Linked DNA regions of Homo sapiens: region 1 is linked to region 2. The links are chromatin contacts, found by Hi-C or POLR2A ChIA-PET in ENCODE. All regions are on one chromosome and are shown on one strand. Each heading gives the region's core, a stretch centred on a gene start or an enhancer-like site at or near the end of the contact. The rest is flanking DNA. Distances are from core to core; before and after follow the strand shown. Region 1 overlaps EPHA4 (EPH receptor A4). Region 2 has its middle 280 kb from the start of EPHA4.

The links. Hi-C counts contacts between places; a loop is a spot of excess contacts on that map. ChIA-PET counts read pairs that join two places held with the same protein, here RNA polymerase II (POLR2A).
Region 1: a loop to region 2 is called in a map of OCI-LY7, with 1.8 times the contacts of the local background. The contact joins two enhancer-like sites. A Hi-C loop is called at or near these places in 1 of 168 maps with a recorded cell type or tissue (OCI-LY7) and 1 of 37 single-sample maps with no recorded cell type. POLR2A ChIA-PET finds 5 or more read pairs at or near these places in 2 of 52 experiments (CD4-positive, alpha-beta T cell and HEK293).

Annotation. Positions count from the first base shown.
Region 1 is chr2:221,515,760-221,520,123 of GRCh38, forward strand. The region is part of intron 3 of EPHA4 (EPH receptor A4); the gene reads right to left. Among named protein-coding and RNA genes, the nearest start is that of EPHA4, 54 kb to the right of the region's middle. RefSeq lists enhancers at 1,407-2,606, 1,580-2,081, 1,930-2,224, 2,082-2,581. Within about 2 kb of position 2,117, at least 22 of the 41 ENCODE cell types and tissues checked have a DNase peak (open chromatin) inside an H3K27ac peak, as active enhancers do.
Region 2 is chr2:221,287,687-221,291,813 of GRCh38, forward strand. No RefSeq gene overlaps it. Among named protein-coding and RNA genes, the nearest start is that of EPHA4, 280 kb to the right of the region's middle. Within about 2 kb of position 1,950, at least 2 of the 41 ENCODE cell types and tissues checked have a DNase peak (open chromatin) inside an H3K27ac peak, as active enhancers do.

The DNA.
Region 1 (4,364 bases), core at 867-3,366, 230 kb after region 2:
TGAGCCGTGATTGTGCCACTGCACTCAGCCTGGGCAACGGAGCAAGACCCTGTCTCAAAAATAATAATAATAAAAGACATAGATCTCTTTTGTGTCTGGAAAGCAGACCATAAGAAGATCTACATTTTATTTTTTAAAATAGGATTTTTTCCCCCTAGCCTTGAGGCAGGATCATTTCTAAAGAGGCTCAGATTTGAAGGGAAAAAAAAAAAAAAAGATGAAGTCATAAATCCTTCCCCCAGGAAAAGAAAGAAAAACAAAACATAGCATTAAAAATTTTGGCAGATGGATGATCACCTTCATGTTTTCCTCAAGGCTGTGTTAAGGTTACATTTCTCCTGTCAAAAACACAACCAGGAATCCGTTCCCTGCTATGTAGAAGTGGAGGAAGTGAATGGCTGAAATACAATGACTGAGAAGAGGCCAGGCTCTGTGAAAAGGGGACCTGGATTCCATTCCTAACATTTAACAATTTAAGGTTTCTAGGGGTCAGTTTCCTCTAAGAGTACCAGACTAAATAATTTAAAATATCTCTTTTTAATCCTCAAAAATTCCAAGTCTATACGGTTCCCATGATCTGATAGATTCAATGATTTTTTTTTTTTTTTTTTTTGAGACGCAGTCTTGCTCTGTCCTGTAGGCTGGAGTGCAGAGGCACGATCTCGGCTCACTGCAACCTCCGCCTCTCAGGTTCAAGTGATTCTCTTGCCTCTGCCTCCCAAGTAGCTGGGATTAGAGGCGTCCGCCGCGACCCCTGGTTAATATTTGTATTTTTAGTAGAAATGGGGTTTTACCATGTTGGTCAGGCTGGTCTTGAACTCCTGACCTCAGGTGATCGGCCCGCCTCGGCCCAAAGTGCTGGGATCACAGGGGTGAGCCACCATGCCCGACCTAGATTCAGTGATTCTCAAATAACCTAGGATGCTCTGATAAACCCCAAAGTCACTTACAATTCAGTTCAAATGCCATTGAGCACATTAGTCCAGCACGTTTATCTTTCCTTCCAGGACTGGTGCAGACTCATTTATGGAGCTCAGGAACTGAGCTCCAACACTTTCTCAGCCCTAGGACTGTGAGCAAGGTCCTTTTTTTTCCCCAAATAAATCCACCCCTCCAAACTGTTTATTGAAATTTCTCTTACCTGTCTTAGCAGAGATTCCCAAGCACTCCTGTGCTCTTTTTGTCACTTATTAAAAATCAGATCAGAAAAAAGAGGGAAACAAATGTCTTTGCTCTATGGTGTGAAGGTTCATTCATCCACATGTATTGCTGAGCGCTCCTACGTGTGCCTGACATAGGGAAGGGATGACTGGCACGGCCTGTGTTTCCACAGAGCACATATTCTACTGGCAGGGATAGAACTGTACAGGAGAATAAACCTGGTAATATGAGAGACTGAGGATGGGGCTGGGAAGGTGGTTCATAGGGGATCTCAATTAATAAAGGGCCAGCAATTGTGAACATTACATGGGAAAGCATGCCAGGAAGAAGAGAAAGTTGCAGAAGGCCTACAGTAGGCATGTATTAGACAGACAGAAGATTACTGATGCTAGGAAATGTTGCAAGAGGCATGCCAAGATTGAGATCAGAGTGGTCATCCTGAGCCCACAGGCCCTTAACTCAGTGAGGAGTTTAGTTTTTATTCTCAGTCTGGCAATATGATTTGATACAAATTGTCAAAAGATTCATTTGGCTGCTGGTAGAACGTGGATGACAGGAAGTATGATTAGAAGCAGGGGACCTGTAAGGAGGCCCTTGAGATCCAGCAGAGAGGGCATGGCCACCTGGACCAGGGTGGAGGAGGGCGAGCCGGGAGTCGAGAGTTCCAAGTAAGTGACATAAAGGACTAACTCTGCTCTTCCTCACAGTTGCAGGGCATTTTTTTTTTTTAAGTGGACTTAAGATTCCAAACAAGTGACATACAAAGCAAATTTTGATTTTCCCCTTGGCTGTATCCTTCCAAATGAGTCATGTCTGCATCTACTTAAGCAGACTGGGACACCACTTCCCAGCTCAAGAATGCCACCCGCATGTGCTATCACAACAGCTTTGATGAGGCTTGGCCACCAGGCCCTGGGTCCTGACCACTTGCAAGTGGGCCACACCTTGATAGCAGCTGCATGACAGCACCCACTAACTTGAGGAAGCCAGCCGAGGGGCCAGCTTCCTGAGCGTGATTCAAACCGGAACTAAGGGTGCAGCTGACAAGAGTTTGTCAACAGCCATTGAAGTAAGTGAGTTATGAGGTTTCAGGTTGACATTAGGTAGCTGCTGGTGTGGGCAGCGCAGTGTTGTTTTACAACTGAGGTCTTTACTTTCCTGTTTCCTCCCAGAACAGAATTTCATCTAATTGGGAGGCAGAAAATAGGTAGCTGGTTTTCAGGAAAACTGAGAAATTGAGTGGATTTATTCAGATCTGAAACTGTTCATGCTTCCCCCTCCCCACTCCATGGCTTCTGTGGTTAAGAGCTCAGTCCTTATCCTCCAATGCAAAATGGTCCTCACCTCCAGCTTGTAAGAAACAAGAATCCTCTCCTGATGCCTGTAGTCTAGGTTAGGAAATCTCTCTTCCCTAGACCCCGCTCTTTACCCGCTCCTGCTGCACAACTGTAATCCAGTCATGAACTGTGTGTTTTGAGGTTTCATGTCTATCACCCTTTGCAGAACACACTCTCAGATCCATAGCAGCTGCAAATACGCCCATCCTGTTTACTATTACATCTCTAACATTTGGTAACCTGTAACCTGTAACGATGGCTACTCACCACAAATATGTAGACTAAGTATACGAATGAATGAATGAATGATGACACAGTTGCCTTTAGCATCTAAATGTCTAGACACAGAAAGCAACTCAGACCACTCCTTGCTGTGAACCAAGCTGTACGAAGATCATTTCAGATTTACTTTTCTTTTTCTGTTCCTATGTTTTCTGTTTCTATGTTTCTTGCCATTGTGACTTACATTTCCCTTCAAACAGCCTTGCAACATTATGGGCTTGGCTGAAGCTTGCCAAAAAGGAAACAGCACAATCCTAACACGGGTAAGCAAGCAGGTCTGCTGATAATACTTAAAAGGTGGGAGGAGCAGGGGAGGCAGAATTGTAATGCTCTCTTGCTTGGGAGCACTTGTCTCCCAGAGGAAGGGTTAGATCACTCAACAAAATATGAAACCAGAGAGCAGAGTAGTTTTGAAAAGTTAAAATATTTAGATATGAATAATTTTCAGAGGAAAGATAGCAGTAAAGGTTGGAGGGGTGGGGCTGGTGCAAGAAGAAATAAATCTTATCAAAGGCAGCCTTGGGAGCTCAGGCAGATAGGATAAGAGATAAGTCCCTTTGCAGAGTTAGTCACACCCTCCCACATACAATTCACTTGGCAAAGGTTCCTTTACTAACAAAGCAGGTGCATGTTTTAACCAAAAAACAGTGCAGTGCAACAGCTAGGGTGGCTATAAATGTAGTTTTAAACACTTTTTTTTTAAAGCAGGATATAACAAAACATCGTCTATAGGAAATCTGAAAATATAGGGTCTTATGGCCACAAAGCAAGTCCAAGTTTTCTCGTCGAACTTTAAATGATGGACAGTTTCTGAAAAGGGGCATTTGGACCTTAAGTCGGAGACAACAGAGCTGACATTCCTCCCAAAGCTCTGTGGAGTGGAAAACAGATGGTGATTCCAAAGCAAGAATCTGAGGAAAGGAGCCAGGTTGAGATGAGAAAGGGGCAATTAACAGTGAGAAAACCCAGTTCCTTTCCTTCAGCTCTTCAGACGAATCCAACAGAACTTCTTTTCCTCTGCTCCAGTTATTAGGTTGGTACAAAAGTCATTGCGATCTTTGCCATTACTTTCAATGGCAAAAACCGCAATTACCTTTGCAACAACCAACCTAATGTAAGGACATGCTACCTGGGAGACTCTGCTCATGGATGATATTAATGTTTCTGCCTCTGCCACTCAAAGTCAGCCCTACAAGTTACTATCCCCTAGCAAGGGAGCTACTCAGGGTTTAGAAACAAAGAACATTAAAAAGGCCTGTACATAGTGGTAGAATAACCAAATCAGCCTTTCAAATGCAAGGCAAAGAAGCATTCTATACTCACAGCCCAAATAAACAAAAGCAGTTTACCTCCAATGCAACCTAGAGTCCTAGCCTCGCCCTTTCTCTCCCTCTGGACTGAGACCTCTTTATTTCCTCTGTAGTTTCTCGGTGTCTCTTCTTTTCTCTTTTGCTTCCTCTCCCATTTCGTTTACTGACCATTATCAAAATTTAAAATTAACTTTTAAACACCCATTTTGTGTAATTTTTAAAAAGTATGATGTTCATGCTGATCATGTCATTCCTGTATTGAAAATCTCTCAAT
Region 2 (4,127 bases), core at 700-3,199:
CCTTCACATGCACCCCTGAACCTAAAATAAAAGTTCAAAAAAAATAAAAATATAAAAAGATAGTCTAGGAGCCATAAATTATCTTGCCCTTTGCCCCTATGCAATAAGCCCCAAACACAAATAGATCGCAATCTTCACTAGCTAAGGGCTTCTTAGAGATCTCCCTTTTTGAGCAACGTATGATTTAGCCTAACAATCCTAGCTTATCCTAAAGGAGTCCTTTCTGGCCATTAAAATCTCTCTTGCCACAAAAAAAAAAAATAAAAATAAAAATAAAAAAAAAGTTGCTTGTAGCTTCCAGAGAGAATTTTCAAAAATGGGGTCTTGAGACTATATGCATACAAACTATTTGAAATACTTTTTTTAAAAACAGATTCCTGGACCTTTTCCAGAACTATTCGATCAGAATCTCTGAAGCTGGAAATGTTTATTTTCAAGAGTTCACCATCTAAAGTTTGTGATTTACTGGTCTACAGGGAAAGTCAATAAATGTGATGGGTGATATAATAATTATTTATTGTGTGATAAATTATCTCAAAACTTAGTATAACAGCAAATATTTATTATCTCACAGTTCTGTGGGTCAGGAATCTAGGTGCTTCTGCCTCAAAGCCTCTCCCAAGCTACTGGGACTGAAATCTCACCCAAAGGATGAACAGAAGGCCCAGCTTCCAAGCTTACTCACAGAATTGTTAGAGGCTTCCCTTCCTCATAACCTGGAGGACTGAAGGCCTTGGTTCCTTGCTGGCTGTTGTCCAGAGGTCTTTCTTTGTCTTTTGTCATATTGGCCTCTTCATAGGGAAGCTCATGACATAGAAACTGTGAACAAACAAGAGAGCAAAACAAGACAAAAGCCAGGGCCTTTATGTAACCTCCTGTTAGAAGCATCATCAAATTCCATTAATCTGAAGCAGGTCTCTAGATCCAGCTTAAACTCAAGGTGAGGGAGGCGCAAGGGCAAGAATGCCAAGTCATCTCAGTGGTGTCCACCACTTGTCCCTCACCCGGACTTGGAGGGTCAGCAAAGAGCCTCTAAGCTCAGACCTGAAGAATGAGTAGCCAACATGGCGGGGGAATGGAGGGGCCAAGGACTATTCCAGAGGGTGAGGAAAGCACCACAAACTCAGGGGATAGAGAGAGATCAGTGCATCCAGGGAAACCCTATTTGTCTGTCTTGTAGATTTCTCAGTCGTTATCAAAAGCACATTATTTGTGCTTGTTTCTGGGGACTTTAGAAGAAGTTCTTATCTCTACACTATCAGGATCAAGGGGAATTTTTCTTCAAGCAAATGAGATTCCAGAGATACTAAAATCTTTTATGAACCTTAAACCTGCTCTGTGTGGGTTTTTGTTATTAACAACAACAACAAACTAAAACTCACACATGAAAATATAAAAATATATACGTTTAGTAGAAATAAGCTGGTTTGTTTTCTTTTAGTCCGTCTTTGTTGTGGCAGAAGTCTTTCACTAACAATAAATCCTTCTTTGCCCCATTTTAGCTTTAATTCTTCTTCATGCAAACATGGTCCAGGTGTGGGCCACACATTAAAAAAAAAAGAAAAAAGAAAAAAGAAAATAAAACTTACTGGGTATTTAAACTCTGTTCCTGACCGAAGGAAAAAAAAAAAAAACCCTCTCAACAGAAGCTGTTAATCTGAGTGGCAATGTGGATTGGAATAAATTTATTTGAATTTTTTAGTCTGTATCATATAACCCAAATTCAAAGTGGGGAATTGTGGTATCATAGAGAAGGCTCTGACCTCAGCATCTGGGAGAATAGGGTTTTGCTGGTTTTGTTTGGGCCCCTAACTGATGAGTAAGCATGGGTAATTCAATTATCTTTGCAAGGCTTCTTGCCTAATCTGGTAAATAGTTTGAGAGAGACCAGTGTGTTCTCAGTGTGGTGTCCAGATCAGTGCTTCAGAATCACCCAGAAGGAAACTTGTTAGAAATGCAAATTTGGGGCCCCACTTCAGACCACTGAATCGGGAACTCCTGAGTGGAGTGCAAGACTAGCCATTTGAATAAGTGATTCAGTGCGTTCTGAGACATGCACGCATTTGAGAACCACTGAGCAAGAAAATCTCAGATCTTTCCAATCTAAAATCTAGAGGATTCTGGAACTTTACGGGGGTAGCAAAAAATAATAGAAATGGTAAAGTTTTCCAATTAAAAAATTAAGATTGTTTTTGGACAAATAAAGGACATGCTAGCACATAATTCTCCATCACATAACCATTAGGAGAGATAGATCAGTGTAGATTATTATTTAAGCCCCTATATTGTAGAGACAAGTAAAACCAGGTATGGGCAGATTAAGCAAATACACCCAAGGTCACAAAGCAAATAATGGCAAAGTCAGAACTCATATCCAGAATCCTGACTCCTGGTTTAATATGTCTCCCTCTCCACAGCTATTACTACCTCTGTTTCAATAGGCTTGGGTACTGTATTTTGCCCACATACATTCTCTAGACACAGAAGCCAAGCATTATCTATCTGTAAATGTTTTGACTCAAATTTTACCTCTGATATCAATGGTTTTTCTTAAAGCACAAATCACGATAGAACACAAATACATGAGTATCTTGAGAAATAAAGCATATAAGGCTGGGCGTGGTGGCTAATGCCTGTAATCCCAGCACTTTGGGAGGCTGAGGCAGGTGAATCACAAGGTCAGAAGATCGAGACCATCCTGGCTAACATGGTGAAACCCTGTCTCTACTACAAATACAAAAAATTAGCCAGGTGTGGTGGCAGGTGCCTGTAGTCCCAGCTACTCAGGAAGCTGAGGCAGGAGAATCGCTGGAACCTGGGAGGCAGAGCTTGCAGTGAGCTGAGATTGTGCCACTGCACTCCAGCCTGGGCGACAGAGCGAGATTCCGTCTCATGGAAAAAAAAAAAAAAAAAAGCATATATACATAAGTTTCAGTGAATTATTTTCTTTGAAGCTCCTAAGCACAGTAATTCTACTTTGGCTGAGTACCTACAACTAAAGTTTCCTAAAGTTTTCATTCAAACTTTCATCTTTAAAATTGATAGTGCCATTAAAATAAAGGGACAAAGACATTAACTGTTCAGTAATTACTATTAGATCTCTCATGGTACTTGAAAAACATCATCCTCTTAAAAGATATAACAGGTAGTAATGGTTAATGGCCTAATTTGCTTCTAATTTTTACCAATGAGTAGTAATACTATTATTAGAAGTGTAATAAACAGAAATCTATCTTGTGAGGCTTGAAGAAGTCGTAGGCCAAAATAGATTTTCTAACCCCTTCCATAAATTGAAAGGATACTAACTAGATGTTCATGGTCACTTGTCCTCATTTGAGATCCCATAACCTTTGTCATAAGGCTCAAGCTGTTAACCTCAGTGCCCTGTCAAATTCCTACTTTAGTAATTCAGCTTTCTCTACCTAAATTTCTTTACAATTTCAAGTAAATTATATCTCCACTTCCCTTTCTAAAATAATGTTATAGTCTTATAGTTTTTTCTAACAGGTCTTGTTTTCTCATTCGCTCTCTGTTTCTCTCTCTCAGGGTTAATAAAAGGAGGTTATACCACCTCCTTTAATCTGAAATTAGGAAAACATGACATAAATAGAAATACATATGATCTAATCTAGTGCTGGCTATAGGAAACCTTAAAACACCATGTGTTGGAGAAAAATACTTGACAGTATTATCAGTTTATTTTAAAACTTTCTTTTAAAATTTACTTTCTTCAATCCATCCTGAATTTCTTATATTTTGAAACATGGCTATCTCTTCTCATTTGAGTTGTCATCTGTCTCTCTTCCTAGGTCACTGCTCTGAAATCTATTTAGGAACCTGTTGACATGTACAATAAAAAGACATTGCTGGTCTTGGGTTTACTATGCCACCAAGCGAGACCAGCCCATGTCTCACCCTCTGCAGGAATGGAAGAGGCAGTGTGGGTTGGAAATCAAGTCACATGGCTTTGATCTTGGCTTTTAGTTCTGCCAATAACTAGTGTAGACCCTGGCCTAAAGCATTTAAGTCGTCTGAGCTTTGGTATCTTCATCTATAATTCCTTTTAGCTTTGACATTTCATTAATTTTATCCATCTGGCTCAGAAGCAATTTTGTAGTCCAGGGGGT